3 separate regions of the Homo sapiens genome follow, and regions 1 and 2 are each linked to region 3. A link is a loop called in an ENCODE intact Hi-C map of the cell type or tissue named here. Cell type or tissue: endothelial cell of umbilical vein. All regions are shown on one strand.

Evidence for each region. A loop is a pair of places that touch in the nucleus more often than their neighbours do. Peaks named below come from ENCODE experiments on the same cell type or tissue, not always from the same donor. Only the 100,000 strongest peaks of a DNase experiment are listed, where the experiment ranks them.
Region 1: a loop joins it to region 3, with 7 times the contacts of the local background. A loop is called at or near these places in 7 of 110 quality-filtered maps.
Region 2: a loop joins it to region 3, with 7 times the contacts of the local background. A loop is called at or near these places in 5 of 110 quality-filtered maps.

The regions. Positions count from the first base shown.
Region 1 is chr2:240,846,970-240,854,969 of GRCh38, forward strand. No RefSeq gene overlaps it. Among named protein-coding and RNA genes, the nearest start is that of AGXT, 18 kb to the right of the region's middle. In endothelial cell of umbilical vein, a CTCF peak has its summit at 4,412 (motif pointing right); a DNase peak (open chromatin) is centred at 4,432.
Region 2 is chr2:241,214,499-241,222,498 of GRCh38, forward strand. It overlaps ANO7 (anoctamin 7), which reads left to right. Exons shown (of 25, transcript NM_001370694.2): 18 at 307-404; 19 at 1,595-1,740; 20 at 3,188-3,393; 21 at 3,741-3,883. Among named protein-coding and RNA genes, the nearest start is that of ANO7, 30 kb to the left of the region's middle. RefSeq lists enhancers at 1,800-2,331, 4,439-4,538 and a silencer at 2,966-3,095. In endothelial cell of umbilical vein, no CTCF peak of the experiment used is centred here; a DNase peak (open chromatin) is centred at 3,173; H3K4me3 peaks cover 1,344 bases.
Region 3 is chr2:240,910,857-240,918,856 of GRCh38, forward strand. CROCC2 (ciliary rootlet coiled-coil, rootletin family member 2) reads left to right here. Exons shown (of 32, transcript NM_001351305.2): 2 at 7,870-8,000. Among named protein-coding and RNA genes, the nearest start is that of CROCC2, 8.5 kb to the left of the region's middle. In endothelial cell of umbilical vein, a CTCF peak has its summit at 3,655 (motif pointing right); DNase peaks (open chromatin) are centred at 2,575, 3,025, 3,445 and 3,655; H3K27ac peaks cover 1,070 bases.

The DNA.
Region 1 (8,000 bases), 64 kb before region 3:
AGGCAGTTCTTTATGATAGCGTGAGAACAGGCTAATACAGACTCTCAGCTTATCTTTCCTAAATACAGAAAAATGAGGGCCTCAGCAAAAGCCTGGCTGCATCAATGCAGGTTTTCTATACAGATGCAAATTTCCCCACAAAAGAAAGCTTTGCAGGGCTGCTTCTGTTTTCAGGCCCTCTGAACAGCCATCTCAAAATATGTCAAAGAAGTTTATTTGTGGGGGATATATTTTGGTTTCCTTTCTGGTGGAAGCTCAGATCCTGGGGGAAGGTGAGCCTCCAGGCCTGCCTCCTTCTCTCCCTCTCCGCTGCCCAGAAACTCCTGGGACAGGGAGTCTGGACCCTGGTGAGAGAATCTGAGAGAGTGGGCTGGCCAGGCAGCCAGGGCAGGGCAGCCACACAGCCCTGCAGAGAGCACTGGCCGGACCTGTGGCACAGCTGGCCTCCTGCCAGGAGCTGCCCGTGTGCCAGGCACCATGGCCAATCCCTTCCCTGTCAACCCTAAATAAAGAGATTCAGAAAACAGGATGAAATGGACAGTTAACTTGAGCACAGAGCATAAGGACAGCCACCTGGGAGCACAGACTCCAAAGAGTGGGAGTTGGTGCTCCGAAGTTCTGGGGGCTATTTGTATAGATAAGGTTTGGGAAGCTTAACAGGTGATATGGTTTGGCTGTGTCCCCACCCAAATCTCATCTTGAATTGTAGTTCCCATAATTCCCAGATGTCATGGGAAGAACCCAGTGGGAGGTAACTGAATCATGGGGACAGTTTCCCCTATCCTGTTCTCATGATAGTGAGTGAGTTATCATGAGATCCTATGGTTTTATAAGAGGCTCTTCCCCCTTCACTCTGCACTTCTCTCTCCTGCCACCATGTGAAGAAGGACTACAGTTGTACATTCGAGGTAAGGAACACCGTTGGGCATTAGAGGGAGAGGAGCACCACTGTACTTTAGAGGGTGAGGTGCACCATTAGGCATTAGAGAGTGAGGAGCATGGTTGTGCATTAGAGTGTGACAAGCACCATTGTACATTAGAGGGTGAGGAGCACCGTTGTACATTAGAAGGTGAGGAGCACCATTGTGCGTTAGAGGGTGAGGAGCACCGCTGTACATTAGAGGGTGGGGAGCACCACTGTGCGTTAGAGGGTGAAGAGCACCGCTGTGCGTTAGAGGGTGGGGAGCACCGCTGTACGTTAGAGGGTGGGGAGCACCGCTGTGCGTTAGAGGGTGAAGAGCACCGCTGTGCGTTAGAGGGTGGGGAGCACCGCTGTGCGTTAGAGGGTGGGGAGCAGGGCTGTGCGTTAGAGGGTGGGGAGCACCGCTGTGTGTTAGTGGGTGGGGAGCACCACTGTGCGTTAGAGGGTGGGGAGCACTGCTGTGCATTAGAGGGTGAAGAGCACTGTTGTGTTAGAGAGTGGAGAGCACTGCTGTGTGTTAGAGGGTGAGGAGCACTGCTGTGCATTAGAGGGTGGGGAGCACTGCTGTGTGTTAGAGAGTGGGGAGCACTGTTGTGTTAGAGGGTGGGGAGCATCACTGTACATTAGAGGGTGGGGAGCACCGATGTGTGTTAGAGGGTGGGGAGCACCGCTGTGTGTTAGTGGGTGGGGAGCACCGCTGTGCGTTAGAGGGTGGGGAGCACTGCTGTGTGTTAGAGGGTGGGGAGCACTGTTGTGTTAGAGAGTGGAGACCACTGCTGTGTGTTAGAGGGTGGGGAGCACCGCTGTACATTAGAGGGTGGGGAGCACTGCTGTGTGTTAGAGGGTGGGGAGCACCGCTGTACATTAGAGGGTGGGGAGCACTGCTGTGTGTTAGAGGGTGGGGAGCACTGTTGTGTTAGAGGGTGGAGAGCACTGCTGTGTGTTAGAGGGTGAGGAGCACTGCTGTGCGTTAGAGGGTGGGGAGCACCACTGTACATTAGAGGGTGGGGAGCACTGCTGTGTGTTAGAGAGTGGGGAGCACTGTTGTGTTAGAGGGTGGGGAGCACCGCTGTACATTAGAGGGTGGGGAGCACTGCTGTGTTAGAGGATGCGGAGCACTACGGTACATTAGAGGGTGGGGAGCACTGCTGTGTTTTAGAGGGTGGGGAGCACTGTTGTGTTAGAGGGTGGAGAGCACCGCTGTACATTAGAGGCTGAGAGCACTATTGAAGTTTAAAGGGTGTATTAGTCATTCTCACCTGCTCTTAAGGAATACCCAAGACTGGATAATTTACAAAGGAAAGAGGTTTAATTGACTCACAGTTCTGCATGTGGGGAGGCCTCAGGAAACTTACAATCACGGCAGAAGGAGAAGTAAACTCGTCCTTCTTCACTAGGCGGCAGGAGACAGAAGAGTGAGGAACAAAGGGGGACGAGCCCCTTATAAAACCATCAGATCTCGTGAGAACTCACTCACTATCATGAGAACAGCATGGGGAAACTGCCCTCATGATCCAATCACCTCCCACCAGGTCTCTCCCTATATATATAAAACGGGGATTAAGGGGATTACAATTCCAGATGGGATTTGGGCGGGGACACAACCAAGTCACATCAGAGGGTGAGGAGCACCGCTGACACTAAAGCTTGAGTCCTGGGCCCCACAGCATGTGATACTGGGACTTGTTTACATCTCAATTCTTTAAAAAGATGTCTTTTAGATGACTGGGCAAACATGTCTATGGCCAGGCTCCCAGGTGATAGAAAGGAATTGTTATTGGCTTTTTTAAGTGTGACAATGGCATTGAGGCTGTGTGAAAAAGGTCCATCTTTTTAGGTGTGCACTGGAAGATCTGGGTGGAAGAACACACTGTCGGGGTTTGCTTTAAATCTTCAGCAAAATTAAACAAGTAATACGGAGGGGGTCCTGAGAAAAGAAGCTGGACAGCAGGACGCTGCCGGCTGTTGAGGCCGGTGCTGGCGCCAACAGTTTCACTGTCCTCATGTCTGTGCCATTGGAGAACGTCCTCATTACTTAGAAGATATTTTAAAATGGGACAGCTGTGACGTGTGCTTCAGTGGGAGGCTCCCTCCTCCCTCACAAGGAGGTTTGGCTTCCTTCCCCATAGAAGATTCTCCCCATTACCCCAGGGCTAAGCTGAGGGAGGAACAAGAGGGCTCACCCCACAGACCTTACAGAGCTGTCCTGAGAAGAAGTGGAGGCTGGGCCAGGGATGGGGTTTGCCCAAGGACACACTGCAGGTTGAGGGCAGAGCCAGGCACTGAGCTTGTCGAGAAGGCCGAGAAGCAGCCCCGAAGTTCAGGGCCCATGGCTACGCCAAGTGCCATCAGGAACCGGGCTGTGGAAGCCCCTAAGGACGGCCAGAAGGACCAATCTAGGGGCCTTCATAGCAGCTCACTCACCACGGGGAAGAGACAGTGCAGGGGCAGGAGCAGTGAAGGGCGGTGGGCGCTGCCCAGGGCAGGCCCAGCCAGGGCAGTGAAGGGCGGTGGGCGCTGCCCAGGGCAGGCCCAGCCAGGGCAGTGAAGGGCGGTGGGCGCTGCCCAGGGCAGGCCCAGCCAGGGCAGTGAAGGGCGGTGGGCGCTGCCCAGGGCAGGCCCAGCCAGGGAGGGTAGTCAGGCTGGTCTAGGGGCCAGAGCCCTGCGTGAGAAAGCCCCACCCACTGCTTGTTGATGACGAATGGTGGCAGATGGGGGTCAGAGGGCACTGGGAGCACCAAGGCTGGACGGGGAGATGAAGACAGGATGGCTGGGCTACAGAAGGCAAGAGGCACATGAACCCCACAGACATTTCCACTGGAACCCCCGTCAGAGCCACCTGGGTACCCTCTGAGTCATTCAAGTGGAAAAACAAATCCACAAACAAGTCCCTCCCTGCTTAAACCTGACCGACTGCCTCCTGACCATCCTCTGGTCACGCCTGAACTCTGGGCCCCCTGCTGCCGTCCCCCATTGCTGCCGTCCCCCACTGCATCCACCCCATGTGCAGGCTGCTCCCACCCCAGAAGCCTCGAAGGCCAGGGACCCGTGGGGTCCCTCCGTGACTCGGTACCCTTCCCCTCGCTGTCCCCTGAGTTTCCTTCAAATCAGGAAGCCTCCACCAGCCCTGGCCCGCTGGCTGGGTCCCTCCCCGAGAGCCAGGTCACCTGTCACTGTCTCTCACCATCCTCAGCCCCATGGACTGTGCTGCAGGTGGCCACTGTCACGTCACCCAGGCCAAGCACACCCGTCAGGATTCCCAAGGCAGGTCGGTGTCCAGCCGCTTCCCTGAGGCTGCAGGCCCAGGCGGGCTGCGGAGTCTGTGCCTACATACCGCGGGCCGAGCTTGCTCCAGGCAGGGACGGCGCGGGAGGCACAGGTCCTCTTTGGGCCTTTCTGCAGGTCCTCCTGCCCCACATGGACATGCCAGCTGTCACTTGCACCATCAGGAAGAACAAGAATCCTGTGTGCCCTGTGGTGGGGCCACAGTCGGCCGCTAGGTGTCACTGTTTCCTCAGAGACCAGCACATTGTCCCTATGCTTTCTCTCTGCAGTCCCTGGCTGGCAGCTCCTTGGGCAGGGTGGTGACCTCTGACCCCAGACCCGTCCCCCCTGAGCTGGTCCTGGCTCCACCGGGAGCTCCGTCCCCTGGGCTTCCTGCTGATATGTAAGTCAAGCCTGAGCTGCCGCGTTGGGGCCACTGATCTGGGCAGAGCCTCGTGGGGTCTCCCAGGGGCTCAGACGTTGGCCAGGACCCCACAGGGAGGATGCTCAGGTCAAAAAGATGCCCGCACTCCGGGCGCTGCCCAGAGCTCTTAACTCTCATGCTGAGAACAGCTTTGTGTGCTGAGTGTTTCGCACACCCGCAGGCCCCGCACGTTCTGCCTGCTGTTCCCTGTAATCCTGACCTCGCCTGGGAGTGGCAGGGCCACCCACTTCGGGAGCGGTGGAGATTGGACTATTTAGAGCACACACGCTGGGGAACCAGGGGAAGAGTTGTGAAGGGGTTAAGCAAAAGAAGCCTTTCTCCTGGGCTTGTAGATGGCCGTCTTCTCCCTGTGTTTCCACATGGCTGCCCCCCATGTCTGTGTCCTAATCCCCTCTACTTATTAAGACACAGTGGGGTTGGATTAGGGTCCATCCTAACAGCCTTATTTAACCTTAATTAGCTCTTTAAAGACCTTATCTCCAAATATGGTCACATCCTGAGGGACTGGAGGCAAGGACTTCAACACATACATTTTGGATGGCACAATTTAGTTCAAAACACCTCCCAGCCCCAGCTGGCACTGCCTTCCCGAGCAGACCCTCCAGGCTCTCTGCTGTGATCTGCCATTGCTGTAGGTAGAGTCCATCCTCCCATGATTCCGCGGGGCTCTCAGCATAAACCCAAATCCTTCCTGTGGCCCCACACACCCTTTGGCCACCCTGCAACCTCCCCCTGGCCACACTGTCCTTCCTCTGATCCTGGCTGCACCCTCCCCTCCTACCGGGGGTCTTGCGGGTGCTGTCCAGCAGGCCTTGCTGCTCTGGGCCCCATCTTCATGCCCAGATTAACCATTCTCCCCAGGCAGATCTTGGCTCAGATGTGGCTTCCGCCAGAAAGTCTTCCTTTCCCTCCTGCTCACTCCCTGCCGCGGCCGCCTCTCCTCTGAGGTCTTACCATGCGGTTGCCCAGGTCCCCACTTCTGGGCCAGCACATTGGAGCAGTGAGCCTGTGCATTTTCTCACTGTTTTATTCATGATCATTTATTCTCTTATGATTAATCCAGAGAAGATTATCAATAAATGATGGTGAATAAACAAAAACATGAATTAATGAATCAAAACCTCAGAACTTGCCCAGGATGGGAAAACAAGGTTGTCAGCATTGAGGACAGTAGCTGTGGCTCTAACCAAGAATCAACCGTGTGGAGGGAAACCACACCACTGCCTGAGGTGGAAACAGGTGGCTGTGCAGGTTTGCCAGGGCTCCAGGCTGACAGTTCTCCAGGAGGGCTTGCTGATCTTTGATTTTTTTACAAGGAAAGGACACACACACAGTCAGCACAGGGCAGGGCACGGGGCAGAGCATGGAGGAAACCAGCGCGAGCTTCTAGCGTCCTCTCCAGCTGCAGCCCGCGGGACGCATGCCATTCCCCAGCACCACGTTTTGGTGACGCGTGTGACATGTCCCAACCATGGAAGCCCTTCAGTGCCTCAGAGCCTCAGTGCCAGGGCTGTTCTGGGGCTGGTCATGCTGCACCCTCTGCCCGGCATGCCTGCAGATCCCAGATCCCTGGGAGGAAAGCAGGTGCCCAGCAGAGCCGCTTGTCTGCACAGACAGCTTAGGTGCAGTGGCCTCTCTGATCTGCCAGGGTGGTGAGGACCCCCGAGATCCAGTGCCGAGGGAGCACCCTGGCCTGCTTGTCACCCTTCCCTACACGAGAGTGATAAACCGCTTTCCTGGCATCCAGCAGATCCAAAGAAAGGAGATTCACCCTGGAAATGCCTTGGTAAAACGTTCAATTTAAGCTGTGGCCAAGTCACTCCGATGCATACGGGTAGCGACGCTGCCTCTTTAAGTGCTGTCAGATGACTTCAGTTGTTTCTTTCAAAAGTTCTGTGGGATGGTAGATCACACAGTGCACAGCACCAGTCTGTCCTTTCTTTTACCTTCCACTGGGGCCCAAGATTGTTCTGGTGTTTACTCCATTCAAATATCAGTGTATATTGAATGATTTCAGTTATACGGACAAAAACGTGGCAAAATAAACATGAGAAAGTGACACACACCCCCACCGTTGTAAAAGTGGGCTTTGGCTGGTAGTGGTGGCTCACGCCTGTAACCCCGGCACATTGGGAGGCCTAGGCAGGTGGATCACGAGGTCAGGAGTTCGAGACAAGCCTGGCCAACATGATGAAACCCCATTTCTACTAAAAATACAAAATTAGCCAGGCATGGTGGTGCACATCTGTAGTCCCAGCTACCTGGGAGGCTGAGGCAGGAGAATAGCTGGAACCTGGGAGGCGGAGGTTGCAGTGAACCAAGATCGGACCACTGCACTCCAGCCTGGGCAACAGAGCCAGACTCCATCTCAAAAAAAAATAAAAGTGGGCTCATCTAAATAGAGGGTATAAAGGCATTTAATTTTTAAAACAATGTATTTTGATGTTTTAAAAGTGTTTACAATGAGCACACAATACTTTTATTGTAAAAAAAATCAATTTAAAAAGTGCATCTCAAGTAGGCATCAGATTGATTTTCCTGAGAAAATCCTTGAGAAGGGCAAGGCCACCAGCTTCTCATCAGCACTGGGGCTGAGCTGATTCGTGGCTGTAGTTTCCCAAGTGTCCTCTTGTTACCAAAACACCAGGAGTCTGGTATCAGTCCTGCTGCTTGCCACACAGAAAGCCAATAAGAAGGCTTTAATGGGGAGCTGCAGCCAAGAAGGTGGGAGATGCATCTCAAATCCATCGCCCTGATCAACTAAAATTAGAGGTTTACAGAGCAGAAATGTAACTATATGCAGGAAAACAGGAACTAGGGAGAGTGAGGAAGAGGAGTTGGTCAGGAGGAAGCAGGTGGCCGGACAGGCAGCCATGACGGGGGAAGGGTCTGGCATCCCTTTGTCTAGATGCCACGATCTGGTGAGTCTCCATTCCTTCAGACTATCTGGGAGGACTGAAGGCCAATTTCCTGAGAAAGGAACTCAGATAAGACAGATGTAGCTTTCTCAAGTTTTAAGACTGGGAGGGCCAATTTCTGTGTTTATTCAAAAGAAACCATCGACATCCGTTCTATGGGACAATTGGGCAGGTTTCACTGTGGCACGTTATGCCCAATGATGCTCATAAAATCCCTGAGATGCAGGCCAGGGTGGGCGTGGACATCCCCCCTCCACAGGGCAGAATTCCAGGTGGAGAGGCTCGTGAGTGGGTGCGGGCTATGCACAAAGGAGAACCCAGCTCGCTCAGACCCCCTTCTCCTCAATGGCATCCATGCCAGCCTCTGTGGAACACCAGTCACTATGATGCAGGGGAGATTCTTTGCTTTGCTCAGGAAAGAATTCAAGAGCCAGCAGGTAGTGGAAGGAAG
Region 2 (8,000 bases), 300 kb after region 3:
AGCCAGAGGCTACAGTCAGCCCCATGTAACCCCTTGTGGGTCTCCAAAGGAAAACTGGGGTGCCATTAGGTACATATAGCAGTGCCCCCTGCAGCTTTCCAATGCAGTCTTCCAGCTGGACCTGGGGGCTCCTGTGAGGTCGGGAGGGAGTGTTATGGTGGGAGCATCTCTGCAACCCTCCAGGTGCCCAAGGCATGTCAGGAGGGAGGTGGGGGCCGGGATGAGGGCCAGCTTTGAGACAAGAAGGGATGCGTGGGTGAGTGGCTGGTCCCCCTCTCCCAGCTAACCTGAGCCCTGCTGCCGTAGTGCGCGGCTGGAGGCTGCCTGATCGAGCTGGCACAGGAGCTCCTGGTCATCATGGTGGGCAAGCAGGTCATCAACAACATGCAGGAGGTCCTCATCCCGTGAGTCCCCCACTCCTCCCTGGGTGGCATCCAAGGACCGAGGGACCCCAGAGCACCTGGCAGTAGCAGCCTCCAGCCCGGCCCTAGCTGGGAGAAGAGGTGAAGGGAAGGCACCTTGCCTGGGGAGGGGGAGGGGGAGTGTGCCCGGCCGTCTGCCCCGGGCTCTGGGCTGCCCGCCCTGCAGCTGCCCTGTGGCTGGCTGAGGTCTTCTGGGTTGTAGTTGTGGGAGACGCTACCCCTGGGACCAGCTTTGGCTGGGGAGGGGGTCTGGGCTCCTGGACCCAAGGCTGGGGTGATGGCTCTGTCCGTTCAGAGATGCTGCGGCTGGGCCAGAGTATTCCTTGGCATCCCCAGGCCCCAACGCAGCACAAGAGGGAGGAGGAAAAGGAGGTCCCAGGGTTGATCCTCAGACACACGTCTGCCTCAGATGCCCCTGCCAGGGACACCCTGACCACAAGGCTCCCATAGCCAGAGTCCTTCAAAGAGGCTGCCCAGGGCCTCGCCTCCCGCTCAAGGCCAGACTGACCTGAACGCCCTCCCAGCGCCCCCTGAACACCTGATCTGCCCCCAGAAGGCAGCTCCCAAATCAGCACTGACATTTCTGGGCCACCAGGAATAGCAGTTGGGAGATGGTGGCCATGCCACATCCCGAGAGATGGCCCTGCCTCTTGGAACTATTGGTGCTGTGAAACCACAAGACCATAAGGTGCAGGGTGGAGCTCTGTGCCTGGCAGGAGCAGGGCACGGATGAGTGACAGTGTGATAAGGCAACATGCACACATGCCCCTGTGTAGGACGAACCCAACACGTGGGCCTCCACATCTGCTTTCCCTGGGACACCACAGTCGTCCTCGTCCACTCCCTCCCAACCTTGGCAGAGCTCTTGGCACTGCTTTGCAATTCCGGGAGGAGCCCATTACCCCTAAAGCCTTAAGGAACAATGCGGGGGGCTGGGCGGGTGGACTGCCCTCCCACATCTGACCAACAGACACAGACGCTTTCACTGAGTCCGATCTGCAAAGCTGTTGGCTCTCACTGCGTCCACCCCTCAGCCCCAGACCCCATCCCTCCCTGCTGCCCTTCAATTGCAAAGCAACAGGCTTGTCCCGGCCACATCTCCCCCAAGGACTATAGCAGCCACTGAGACCCATGTTGGATCAAAGGCCATTTTCCTGTATTCCCGTCCCCAGGAAGCTAAAGGGCTGGTGGCAGAAGTTCCGGCTTCGCTCCAAGAAGAGGAAGGCGGGAGCTTCTGCAGGGGCTAGCCAGGGGCCCTGGGAGGACGACTATGAGCTTGTGCCCTGTGAGGGTCTGTTTGACGAGTACCTGGAAATGGGTAGGAGCCCGTTAGCAGCTGCGGCAATGGCTGGCGCCGTGGGCAGGGATGGGTGGCCACTCTGCTCAAGGGCCTCCCAGCCTGACATTCCTGTGTCTGCATCTGCCCTGAAATGTGCTGTGGGGGTGGGGTGGGAACAGAGGGTCGGGCCTGTGGAGAATCCAGAAAGGAATTCTTTTCCCCTGAGAGTGCCCAAGAGGGTTGGCTGAGGACAGAGGGGCACCGGCACGGGGAGGAGGCCCCCGCGGCCGTTGCAGAGCTCCCCTGGGGTCCCTGGACCTAGAAAGCATGGGCCAGAGCAAGGGAAGAATTAGGAGAGCAGGCCCTGGGGGCTGACAGAAGTCCTCCAAGGGTGAAGCCACAGTGGGAGGCAGCGGCCTGGAGAGCCAATGTTCCCAGAAATCTCAATGCCCACGCTATTTGCAGACCTACCACTGTCACCTTACCAGGTGGTGGCCAGTGCCAGGGGCTCACTGCCTGCACGGGTGGTGCACTCTGGAGGGTGGGTCTGTATCACCTGTGCCGTCCCTGCAGTGCAGGGTCTGACTCTGAGCTGACAAAAGGGAGAAGGAATCATCAGGCAGTTTGTTTGTTTGTTTTTGTTTTGTTTTTTGAGACGGAGTCTCCCTCTGTCGCCCAGGCTGGAGTGCAGTGGCGCCATCTCGGCTCACTCCAACCTCCACCTCCCAGGTTCAAGCAATTCTCCTGCCTCAGCCTCCCGAGTAGCTGGGATTACAGGCGCCCACCACCACGCCCGGCTAATTTTGTATTTTTAGTAGAGGCGGAGTTTCACCGTGTTGGCCAGGCTGGTCTCGAACTCCTGACCTCAGGTGATCCACCTGCCTCAGCCTCCCAAAGTGCTGGGGATTACAGGCGTGAGAAACTGTGCCCGGCAGGCAGCTCTTAACCTAGCAAGCGGGCATGTGAGCCGGCAGGCCCCGGAGCTCCCCAGCGTAGCCGCGGCATCTGTGGAAAGGGAGCAGGCCAGTTCCCAGGGCGAGGAGTGGACGCCCTGACCCTCCTCCACTGAACCCTGGACCCCAATGATCTCACTAGTAATTCTCGGCGAAGACCCAGAAGCCCCTTCCAAAGAGCCCTCTCCTAACAGCTCCCCTGTGGGGTGACTGGAGAAGCTGGTTGTAAAATCAGGAGCAGGTTTCTGCCCCAACGCCTGCCCTGAGTTAGTTCCTGAGCTCACCGAGCCGGAGAAGGCCCGTGACCAGCCAGAAGCACGGAGCGCAGGGCAGGACAGCCGGCCTGAGGCCGGTCAGGAGAGGCGGCCCTGGCGCTGCGCGGTCCAGGACGAGGGAGACCAGGAGGTGGGGGCGGAATGAGCCGCGATGGGGTGGCGGCACCACGTGGACTGGCCGGTCCTCCGCGGGGGGCGCGTTCCGAGGGCTGAGGGCGGACGGTGGCGGAGAGCCCGGCCGTGACCCCCTCCCCGCAGTGCTGCAGTTCGGCTTCGTCACCATCTTCGTGGCCGCCTGTCCGCTCGCGCCGCTCTTCGCCCTGCTCAACAACTGGGTGGAGATCCGCTTGGACGCGCGCAAGTTCGTCTGCGAGTACCGGCGCCCGGTGGCCGAGCGCGCCCAGGACATCGGCATCTGGTTCCACATCCTGGCGGGCCTCACGCACCTGGCGGTCATCAGCAACGTGAGGCCCGGGCGGGAGCGCGGGGCGGGGCGGGGGCGCGCAGGGGCGGGGGCGGGGGGGGCAGCGGGGGCGCGCAGGGGCGGGCCGGGGGCAGCGGGGGCGCGCAGGGGCGGGGCTGGGGGCATCGGGGGCTCGTAGGGGCGGGGCGGGGGGGCGGCGGGGGCGGGCAGGGGCGGGGGGCAGCGGGGGCGCGCAGGGGCGGGGCGGGGGGGGCAGCGGGGGCGCGCAGGGGCGGAGCGGGGGCGCGCAGGGGCGGGGCGGGGGGGCAGCGGGGGCGCGCAGGGGCGGAGCGGGGGCGCGCAGGGGCGGAGCGGGGGCCGCCTCGCGCTGACCCCTCCGGCGCCCAGGCCTTCCTCCTGGCCTTCTCGTCCGACTTCCTGCCGCGCGCCTACTACCGGTGGACCCGCGCCCACGACCTGCGCGGCTTCCTCAACTTCACGCTGGCGCGAGCCCCGTCCTCCTTCGCCGCCGCGCACAACCGCACGTGCAGGTGAGCCCCGCGCCAGGTGGAGGGGGCCGCGGGCGCACGAGGACGAGGCGGAGCGGGGCTCGGGTGGGGTGGGGGTGCGGCGGTGGGGAGCCGGGAGGGGCGGGCGCCGCCGGGCAAGGCCGGGGGAGGGGGGGAGCTGGGGGCGCCGTGGGCAGGGGCTGGGGGGAGGTTCCCCGCGGTAAGGGACGGAGCTTTGCGGGGCTGGAGGGCAAATCGTGGATTCTAGGTGAATTGCTAGTTGGTCATAGTGTAGCAGGACGAGTCGCAGACAGAACTCCTCAGACACCGGATTAAAGAAGGAAGAGGTTTTTTTATTCGGCCGGGGGCGTCGGCAGACTCGTGTCTTCAGAGCGGAGCTCGCCGAAAAAGAAATTCTTAGCCCTTTGAAGGGCTTACAACTCTAAGGGTCTACGTGAAAGAGTCATAATAGATCAAGTAAGCGTGAGGAACGTGACTGTGGGCTACATACATCAGCTAACGGTACAAAAAGTTTTACGGTGCTTTCTCATACAGCGTCTGGAATTCACACATAACACCAGTAGTTTTGGTCAGGGGTTAATATTATTGTTATTTTAACCGCCAGGGCCAGGTGGTGGCGCCAAGGTCATCTAGCTATTTATCTTCTGTTTCTTTCCAGCTTTTTGCTTTCTTCCTTTTCTCCTGTCTTATAAACTAGGGAAAAGGGGAGGTTGGGGAGAAACTGGGAAGGACAACAGGAGAAGTGGTGGCCTCATACCATAATAGAACCTGCAGAGCAGGTAGATGTACTTCACCCGCAGTTGTGGAGACTTCCTTTGTGATCTGGTTACAATGAAGTTTTGCATGTGTTTCAATAAACTTGAAAAGCATCATAGTCTCCTAATGTTGGAGCAAATCTCAGCAGTAAAATTACGAAACCATAGGGTTATCAGTCTTTTCATATCGGTCTCTCTCAGGTTTTGCTTTTGCTCTATGTATTTTGAGCTTTTTAGTTGTGTACGAATTCATACTTGTGATCTCTTCATAATGGATACTTACTTTTTCCTTTTATTCTTTATCTTTTTTATTCCTCCTCTCCTGACTTCTGGTGGATGGGTAAAAGTGTTCTGGTTGTTTTTTTTATTATTATTCTTTTGCTTATTTGGAACCGATGGCATATATTTCTATTATTTTAGGGGTTACTCATATGTTTAGCATACATTCTTTTCTTTTTTCTTTTTTTTTAGAGACTGGGTCTTGCTCTGTATCCCATTCTAGAATGCACTGCCACAATTATAGCTCACTGCACCCTAGACTTCCTGGGCTCAAGCAATCCTCCCACCTCAGCTTCCCGAGAAGCCAGAACTACAGGCGTGTGCCACCAGGCCTGGCTTTTTTTTTTTTTTTTTTTCTTTAAAGAGATGGGGTCTTACTATGTTATGTTACTCAGGCTAGTCTCAAACTCCTGGCCTCAAGCAATGCCCTGGCCTCCCAAAGCACTGGGATTACAGGCACAAGCCACCACACCCGGCTAGCACACGTTCTAAACTATATATTATCCTAACAAAGCCTGAATGAACTCAGTTTTGTTTCCTCTCTCTGTGTATGACTAGGATCTTCACATGCCTTACCACCTAGTAAGCAGCAATCTCTCCATCTTATTATTGTTACATGGAGTTTTAGTTTTACTGTTAAAAACACACATGAAAAAACATTTTCAGTCATCTGTTCATCAAATTTATTTGTGTATTTTGTTAACTTCTGTGGTTACAGTAATTTCTTATGTATTGCCTTCTCCGAGTCTTTTTTTTCTTGCTGAAGTATATCCTTTAGTAATTCTTTCAGTAAAGGTATGTGGTTAGTGGGGTCTTCACATGCAGAAATGCATACACATATGTATGCATAGAAATATGTATCACGCATATGTATGATAATATTGCCATGCATTTTTGTCCTTCAAATAGCGGATATAAAAGTATAGGTCGAGTTATTTTCTCTCAGTTCTTTGGAAATATTATTCTTTTGTGACTTGGCTTTTCTGATTGGAAGCATTCATAGCATTTAAGAATTTTTCTGGCTGGGCATGGTACCTCATGCTTATAATCCCAGCACTTTGGGAGGCCGAGGCAGGTGGATCATTTGAGGTCAGGAGTTCGAGACCAGCCTGACCAACATGGTGAAACTCCATCCCTGTTAAAAATACAAAAAAAGGCTGCACACAGTGGCTCATGCCTATGTTCCCAGCACTTTGGGAGGCCAAGACCATCCTGGTTAACACCGTGAAACCCCATCTCTACTAAAAATACAAAAATTAGCTGGGCGTGGTGCTGGACGCCTGTAGTCCCAGCTACTCGGGAGGCTGAGGCGGGAGAATGGCGTGAATCCAGGAGGCAGAGCTTTCAGTGAGCCGAGATTGTGCCACTGCACTCCAGCCTGGGCAACAGAGCAAGGCTCCGTCTCAGAAAAACAAGAACAACAAACAAAACCTGGCTGTGGCAGTTCACGCCTGTAATCTCAGCTGCTCTGGAGGCTGGGGCAGGAGGATCATTTCAACTCGGGAGGCGGAGGTTGCAGTGAGCCGAGATGGCGCCACTGCACTCCAGCCTGGGCAACAGAATGAGACGCTGTCTCAGGAAAAAAAAAAGAAAAAAAGAAAAAAGCACTACCTTTACAGATGCCTGCTGGTGAAACAAATCAAAGAAAATGATATTTTTATTTTTTTATTTATTTTATTTTATTATTATTTTTTTGAGACGGAGTCTTGCTCTGTTGCCCAGGCTGGAGTGCAATGGCGCGATCTTGGCTCACTGCACGCAACCTCCGCCTCCCGGGTTCAAGCGATTCTCCTGCCTCAGCCTCACAAGTAGCTGGGATTACAGGCGCCCACCACCATGCCCAGCTAATTTTTGTATATTTAGTAGAGATGAGGTTTCACCATGTGGGCAAAGCTGGTCTTGAACTCCTGACCTCAGGTGATCCGCCTGCCTCGGCCTCCCAAAGTGCTGGGATTACAGGCCTGAGCCACCTTTCACGCCCGTCCTATTCTCTTTTTTCTTTGGGACAGAGTCTTGCTCTGTCACCCAGGCTGGAGTACAGTGGTGTGATCTGGGCTCACTGCAACCCCCGCCTCCTGGGTTCTTGTGCATCAGCCTGCCAAGTAGCTGGGATTACAGGCGTGCGCTACCACACCCAGATGATTTTTTTTTTTTTGTATTTTTAGTAGAGACAAAGGTTTCACCATGTTGGCCAGGCTGGTCTCAAACTCCGAACCTCAGGTATCTGCCCACTTCAGCCTCCCAAAGTGTTGAGCCACTGCACTTGGCCTAGGGAAGGGATTATTTCTTTTTTTTCTTTTGAGATGGAGTTTTCCTCTTGTCGCCAAGGCTGGAGTGCAGTGGCATGATTTTGGCTCACTGCAACCTCCACCTCCCAGGTTCAAGCGATTCTCCTGCCTCAGCCTCCTGAGTAGCTGGGATTACAGGTGCCTGCCACCATGCCCAGCTACTCTTTTATATTTTTAGTAGAGACGGAGGTTTCACCATGTTGGCCAGGCTAGTTTCGAACTCCTGACCTCAAGTGATCCACCTGTCTCAGCCTTCTAAAGCACTGGGATGGCCGGGCGCGGGGGCTCATGCCTGTATTCCCAGCACTGTGGGAGGCCGAGGCCGGTGGATCACAAAGTCAGAAGATTGAGACCATCCTGGCTAACACGGTGAAACCCCGTCTTGACTAAAAATACAAAAAATTAGCTGGGCATTGTGGCACGGGCCTGTAGTCCCAGCTACTCAGGAGGCTGAGGCAGGAGAATCGCTTGAACCCAGGAGGCGGAGGTTGCAGTAAGCGAAGATCACGCCACTGCACTCCAGCCTGGGCAACAGAGCGAGACTCTGTCTCATAAATAAATAAATAAATAAATAAATAAATAAATAAATAAAGTGCTGGGATTACAGGCATGAGCCACCGCGCCCGGCTGAAAGAGTTACGTCTTTGTTTAGTTCTGGAAATGTCTCCATCTTACTCCTTCCAGCAGTGCTTCTCTGCTTGTCCATTGTCGTCTGGAACTCCCACTGGGCTGTGGCCTGCTTCCCCCCAAGTGTGCTCTCTGTGTTGCCGCAGGGTGGTCTCGTCGTCACTGTCTCCCAGTCCCCAGTCTCTCTTC
Region 3 (8,000 bases):
GCAGTGACTCACACCTGTAATCCCAGCACTTTGGGAGGCTAAGGCGGGCGGATCGCTTGAGGTCAGGAGTTTGAGACCAGCCTGGCCAACATGGTGAAACCCCGTCTCTACTGAAAATACAAAAATTAGCCAGGCATGATGGCAGGCGCCTGTAATCCCAGCTACTCAGGAGGCTGAGGCAGGAGAATCGCTTGAACCCAGGAGGTGGAGGTAACAGTGAGCCAAGATCGCACCACTGTACTCCAGCCTGGGAGACAGAGCGAGACCCTGTCTCAAAAAAAATAAAATAAATTTTTAAAAAAATTTTTCATTTTTCTTTAAATTGTGGGAAAATATACATAACATAAAACTGACCATTTTAACCATTTTTAGGAACAATTCTGTGGCACTAAGCACATTCGTAGCGTTGAGCAACCATCACCACCATCCACGTCCACAACTTTTTTTTTTTTTTTTTTTAGACAGAGTTGGTCTCTGTCGCCCAGGCTGGAGTGCAGTGGTGCGATCTCGGCTCACAGCAGCCTCCGCCCTCCCATCTTCAAGCAATTCTCGTGCTTTAGCCTCCCCAGTAACTGGGACTACAGGCACACGCCACCATGCCCAGTTATTTTTTGTATTTTCAGTGGAGACGAGGTTTCGCCACGGTAGCCAGGAGGGTCTCGAACTCCTGACCTCAAGCGATGTGCGCGCCTCAACCTCCCAAAGTGCTGGAATTACAGGTGTAAGCCGCCACGCCCGGCCCCAGAACTTTCATCTTCCCAAACTGAGACTCTGCCCCCATTCAACATTCACGCCCCATTCCCCCCTCTCCCAGCCCCCACCATCCTACTCTCTGTCTCTATGAACTTGGTGACTCTAGCAGCCTTGTCTAAGTGGATCAGATGGTATTTGTCCCTTCGTGGCGGGCTTATTTCACTGAGCATGACACCCTCGAGGTCCACCCATGTTGTAGCAGGCGCCAGCATTTCCTTGCTTTTTAAGGCTGAGTAATGTTCTACTCATAGAGGGACCACACTCTGTTTATTCATTCATCTCTGAATGGACGCCTGGGTAGCTTCTGCCTGCCGGCCGCTGTGAAAATGCTGCTGTGAACCTCGGAGTACAAATATTTCTTCGAGCCTCTGCTTTCAATTCTTTCGGGCAGATGCCCAGAAGTGGATGGCTGGGTCGCGCGGAGAGTCTACATTTAATTTTGTGGAGACCTGTCATGCTGTCTTCCGTAGTAACCGCACCGTCTTACCCTCCCGCTTCTTTTCCTCTCTGACGTACGCACTTCCCTCCAGGCAAGGTTTATCTGTCTGTACTGTTGTTACTCATACCACTTTTAACACCAAATGTGTGGGTTTTTCCTGACACCAGCCAATTCTCCACCTCCCTGGACACCAGCTAGCTGTCCTACAATTCAATCCAGTTCGGACCCTAACCATCCAGAGCGGGCACAGACCCACAGTTTAAGGACTCAGTCCCATAAAGCTGCCCCACCTCAGATGCCAATCACAAGTCCTGGGCCTCCCGTATTCTGTCTGACTGGCTATGAATTAGGGGTTCTTCCAACTCCCTGCTCAACTTGATAATTTGCTGGAACAGCTCACAGAACTCTGGAAGTGACTTTCCCATTTGATTACTGGTTTATTATAAAGGACACAACTCAGGACTAGCCGGAAGGAGAGGTGCCCAGGTCAAGGTACAGGGGGCAGGTACGGAGCCTCCAGGCCCCTGGGCACACCAACCACCCACAGCACTGCCTTGTATTCAGCAACCCAGCCTGCCCAGCCCTGTGGTTTAGGGTTTTTATGGAACCTTCATTAAGTAGGCAAAATTCATTAAATCACTGGCCGTTGGTGATCAGCTCCAGAGACAGCTCCTCTCCCCTCCCCAGATGTCAGGGTGTGGGGCTGAAAGCACCAACGTTCTAATCGTGCCGTGGTCTTTCTGGTAACCAGCCCCTACTTTGCGGCTATCCAGGGGCCCTGGCCATCAGTCGTCTCATAGGCCAACAGAAGACACGCTTATCACTCAGGAGATCCCAAGGGACCAAGTCTAGGGTCCCCACCACGGGACAGGAGCGGTGGATGGTTTCCAAGCAGCCAGGCCACGGTGCCCGTCGCTGAGCTCCGCACTGTCACAAGCAAGCCAGAGGCAGATGCTCAGCCCATCTCCCAATCTCCCAGGCCACATCCAGGCCCTGTCAGGCACAGCCAGGGCCACTGTGCTAACAACACGGGCCCATCCTCCCGCTCAGGAACCCCCACTAGCCCCGGGGTCCAAGGATCGTGTCCCACAATCCTCCACAGAACATTTGAGGCCCTCACGGTCTGGAGCCAGGTTCCTGCTCTGCCTCACTCACCCCCATCCCCACTGCCCCTCCCCCAGACCCTGCACAGACCCCTGGAGATGCACCCCCTCCACCTTTGCTTCCACAGCTCCCTCCACATGGACACAGTGCCCGGGCTCTCTAGCTGGTGGGCTCTTTCTTATCCCACCTCCCCCAGGAAGCCTGCGTGGGCGCCAGGGACACAGGGATAAACAGGAAAGACAGGGTCCTTGCCCTCCTCGAGTTCCTTGTTCTGAGTCATTTTGCCATTGGTGATTCGGACCTGAGGCAGTTCCAGCTGAGCTCTCAGTCTTCTGAGCAGGAGCAGTGCGCTGTGTCCGAGCCTGTCTGTGTGCCAAGCATTGTGTTGGTGGCATAGAAGGGAGTGAGAAGTTGTCTCTCCCCATCCACAATCCCTGCCTCAGTGCCTAGCCGGCCGGGGTCCTGCCTGCAGGGGTGGCCTAGATTTATCAACACCTGAGGAGCAAACTGACACCCACAGAGGCATGTTCCCGCTCCTGGGTGATGCCCAGGCCCAGAGTGTGCTCCACAAACACAGAGACTTAAACTGAGCAATTGCTGAAATACAGCATTTTGGAGGCCAGGTGTTATCCCAGGCACAGAGAAGCTCTTTTTCCTAAGGAAATGGAGCCTGGCAGGAGGCCACCCAGCCCAAGGCCCTCTCTGCGGCGGGCCGGGCTGCGGAAGGACGGCAAGCAGACGTCCGGTGGCTGGACTTGGCCGGAGGCCCTGTCCTCAGATGTGTTCTTCAAGCTGTGCCTGCTCCTGGCAAGGCCAGACTTCCCCGCCCAGGGATGCTGGGAGGGCCATGGAGGGCCCGGGAGAGAAAGGCAGCAGCCGCAGCATGGCTGGGCTCAGACACAGGAGGAAAGGGGCTGCCGCCCGGCCCGGAAGCTGCTTGGTTCCCTGCCCTTTGCTCAGGCTGGGAAGGGGGCACACAGGGGAGGAGAACTGCAGTGGAGCCAAGTCCAGACACCGCCGCTGGGAAGGCTCATCAGTGACCACCCTTGTGCGCGAGTGGGGGCCCAAGGCTGGGGTCCCAGTCCTAACGCTGCTGCTGAGCAGGTGCTCTTGAGCAAGTCTCAGAGGTGCCAAGCCTCACCCTCCTCACCCATTAAGGCGGAGGCCAGAAGCCTCCAATGCAGGCCAGGACAATGGATGTGAAAACGTTTGCAAGTGGAGAGCGTGGAGAACCCTGCGGGCCGATGCTGGCGCGCGCCTTCACTCTCGTGGACACACATCTTTCATTTTCCACTGAGCACTGGTCCGAGATGCCGTCCAAACCCCCAGCCCCAGCCTCCGTTCTACAAGAGCAGGACCTGGCAGCCCCCTGCAGCGCTCCTCGCGGCCACACGGGGGCACTGTTGGAGCTCAGGGAAGGGACCCTCCACCCTCTGGCTGGGAGCTGCCTCCATCCCACCCCTCACTCAGGAGGTTCGCCCTCCACCCCACCCTTCACTCGGGGGTCCACCCCTCAATGAGGGTGACCCAGGCTGACCGAGGAGCCTGCTGGTGGGTGGGCGGGGGTCCCGATGGACGTGCTCCCCCTCCCGCCCCCAGCTCAGGCAGCTGTCCAAGCAGGACGGGACGACGGGGTGGTGGGGCTGCTGAGGGCTGGTGGGGCCAGTGACCCTTGGGTCTGAGCTTCAGCAGGCCCCTGACCGTCCCTGCTTCAGATGGCTTTGACGAGGGTGTGGGGGATTTCCCTCCAAGTCTTCTGACCCCTGACAGCATCTCCAAGGTGATGCCCCAGGCGCAGGGATGGGAATCAGCGCAAGAGCGTGGCCTCCAGATAAAGCCAAGACTCGGGTTTTTCGGTGCAGACCTACAGTCCCTGCGCCCTCCCTGCAGGCGGAAGCCTTTTGCAGGCAGTATGGGCTGGCAGGTGCGCTGTGGCTCCACCCCACCCCAGTGGAGAGCTGGGGTCGTGTCCCTGGCCTCAGTTTCCCCATCTGCAGCATGATGATAAGGTGACCTCCCGGCCCCCCATTCCAGGGTCTTGGCCAAGGCCCTGGAATGGGGAAGGGGTGTAAGAGGAGAGGCCCTGGTAGCAGCCCTGAAACCCCCGGTCCCCAGCAAGTGCCAAAGTGCAGGTGGGACCCTGGATCCACACGAGGGTTCTGATTCCATCAGAGTGTGGGAGGTCATTTGCCTCCAGGCAAGATTCCAGCAGCTTGCATTTCCCAGGGGCTGGTGGCCAGTTGGGGGCAGGCAGCTGAGGCCACACGTGGTCCATCCACTGCACCCTCACAGAGCCTCAGCCCCTGGCCCTGGGATCCAGGAGGGCCTGGATGGCCAACGCTCCCATTTCACAGATGGGGACATGAGGTGGGGGGTAACACCCACGGTCTCTGTTTATTGGTGGCATAGCAAGGACCCCAGTCCAACTCTTTTAGAGGGGAGCCCTGCTCTAACCCTGTGGAGGCAGAGATATGGGGAGCCCACATTTCCCCCAAGGTTTGGCTGTCCCTCTCCACACAACCAAATGGGGTGGCGCAGCAGTGAGGACCCGCTGGCTCTCCCTGCTGGGCCACCCCCCTCAGGGCCAGGATCGGGTTGAGTGGGCCAGCTACCCCTAGCGTAGCTCCACTCAGGGGCTGTGACCTCCCTGGGGTCTTTAATGCAGGTTGAGCTGAAGAAGGTGCTGGGGGCAGGAGGAAGAGATAGGGGCCGGGCTCAGCTGTGAGTCTGGGGCCTTAGGGGAAAGTGACCTCCAGCCCTGGTGTTCCCTCCCACTGCGAGGCCTTCTAGAATACAAGCCTCCAGCGGACGCTGGGCCACAGCCTGGGCCCACCCCGCAGAGGCCCCGGGCGGGAAACGGGCAGGCCCAGAAGGACCCACAGGTCGCGGAGGGGACGCCCTGCCTGTACCCGCCGGCGCAGGTGGCAGCGCAGAGTCCCTGGGAGGGGCCTGGGGAGTGGGCGGTGCCGACCCTCAGGACCACCCTGGAGCCGTGGGGAAGGAAGCAGCATCGGCGGGGTCCTAAGCGCTTAGGCTGGCGGCACAGGCCTCCGGACACGCCGACCTCCACCTTCCCTTCCTTCCCCTCCTCTCCCATCCCTGCCTCTCCCCTGCTTGCTCCTTCCCTCAGCCCTTCTCTCCTCCGGGTGGTTCCATGGGGGCGGCGCTGCCCTCACACTCCAAAGTCGCGCCCACTCTACGCCCCCTGCGCCCCCCTCTGCGTCCCCCTGCGCCCCCCTGCTCGCCCCCTCCTTCCCCGGTGCCCCCCGCCCACCTGCACGACCCCTGCGTCCCCCGCCCCCCCCATGCGCTCCCCCCGTGCCCCCGCGCCCCCGCGCCCCCTGCGCTCCCCGCTCCCCCCGTGTCCCCCTGAACGCCCCCTGCGCTCCCCCCGCGCTCCCCGCGCCCCCCTCCGGCTCCAGCTGGGCCGCGGCCTATTGCAGGCACCCGTCCACAGATGGAACCCATTACGCCCCAGCGCCTCTCGGGACGTCCCGCTAATAAGTGACCCTCTGTAAATGTTAGGAATGAGTCAAGTTTACTCCGCGCTGCAGCCTTCCCGTTAGCGGGTGGCGCCGCCGATGCCCGGGGGAGCGCAGGGCGGGAGCTGCTGAGCAGGCGGAGGGAGGGCGGGGCAGAGCCCTTCCCAGTCTGGGGGATTGAGCGGAGCATGACGGTCTCTGATCAAGGAGCCTGGGGTGCCTCTTGCCACCCTGCTGGGCCTCCGTTCTCCGCTGTGCAAAATAAGGGGTTTAGAACAGAATGGCTGAGCCCCTTCCAGCAGCTCTCCTCCTGGTTGGTGGTCTTGGCACCTGGGTCCCAGCTGGGCCCAGGAGGAGGAGCAGGGACTTCCCTCCCCCTCCCCCACTGGGCTGCTGCTCCCAAGGGGGGCCCATTACTCCCTCCAGAAGAAGAGGCAATGGGGGAACCTGCAGTGAAGGCGCCTCCCAAGACCTCCCAGGGGACTGAGAGACAGACCCTGGTGCACGGGCTGTCGGGAGGACGGGCGGGCTGGCCCCAGACCTCAGCTGATAGTGGGGAGGCGTTTGCTGAGTGGCTGCCCTTTGCAGGGCAGCAGAGTCGGAATAGGGCCTCTCCAGGCGCCATGCTGAGCCTGGGTCTGCGGTGACTCTCCAACCCCGGCGAGGGGGGCCGCGATCTTTGGGGTGCAGATGGAGGAGGAGGCCTGTGTCCAGGGAGCATCCGGGATAGCCAGACAGCATGCACCAGGTGCAGGAGGCCTGGCTGGGGTTGGGAGGAGGGTGGGGGAGCAGGGCACAGCCACCAGCCCAGGCCTGAGGTCAGAGTCCGGGGACGCAAGCAGGGTCTCAGGGAGGGCCAAGAGATGGGAGGCAGGAGGCAGCCAGGTGGTCACCCACGTGGACCCTGGTCAGGAGGAAAATCCAGGAGGCACAAGGTGGGGGAGCTGCCCTGCGGACCCCAGGGAGAGGGGTCCTCTGTGCTGGCGTGGGAGCCAGGCAAGGAGGACTTGGGTGGACTCTGGCGTGCCATGCTGGAGAGCCCTAGGAGTGGACATCCCCTCCCAGCTTCCCCTGGCAAGCATCCAGTCACCCTTTAGTAGTTAATTCACTGCCTGAAATTCAGATATCCTTAAGGCAGCAGGCCGGGGACAGCTGTGGCCTTGCGTATTCCTGCGGGATCCTGCCTGGGCTTCTGCTGGTTTGGCACAGGCGGCCTGTGTGTCCTGCCCACAGTCGGTAATCTATTTCACCTGGCAGGAGTCCCCTGCCCTGGGGTCCCGGCCCTCCCCAAGCTGTGCCCCTGCCCGGCAAAATGCCATTAGAGCCCAAGACCCTCAAAACCAGGCTGGGGTACCCAGGACACCCAGGCACTCCTGGGGCAGAAGGGCAGCCATTCAGCAAACACCTCCTGAGTGTGAGCCCAGGTCCTGGGCCTTCCTGCCCACTTCTGGGCCTATTGGAGCCTCTTCCCTGGCAGTCGGCTTTCATGAAGGACCCACCTGGGTCCCGATGGACCGAGCCTGTGGAGGGGCAGTGGGCAGCTGAGCAGAGAAGGATGGGTTCAGCCTCAGCCCTCTGACCCATCCTCAGCCCCCACCCCCCAACAAACACACACAAACACACTGGGCTCTGTGACTGCTGCGTGGGATCTAGGTCCCTCCTCTGGCCCCACCGTGCAAACAAGCTGTGAGACCACCTGCTCCAGGTGGGCGAGGATGTTGGGTTTCTTGTGGAGCAGAGGCAAAGGAACCTGCCTGTCAGCATCCCCTAGGGAACTGGCAACCGCTTAGCCAGCGCTCAGCCCAGCCCCCACCAAGACAGGGCAGAGCCCCAAGCGCAGTACCTGCTCCTGCTGACCTCGGCTGGGTGTGGTCCTCCTCTCCAGAACCTGGGGACAGGCGCAGCCCCACTCCGCAGGTGCAGAACCAAGGCATGCGCCTGAGTGACCTGCCCAGCCTCACCCTGTCCTCTCCAGGGCACTCTGCTGCCTTGGGGTGGCCCTGTGGCGGCTCCCATTCAGTGGGATCGTAGAGGGTGCCTGGCAGCTGTTGGGGGCTGCCATCTCCAGGTATCTCTGGGGGTGTCTTTCAGAGACTGGAGGACACCATCCTGAGTCCCACAGCCAGCAGGGAAGACCGGGCGCTGACCGTGCGTGGGGAAGGCCGGCAGGCCTCGCCCACCCCCGTGCCCACCCGCATCCGTGAGATCGTGGCCGGCAGCCT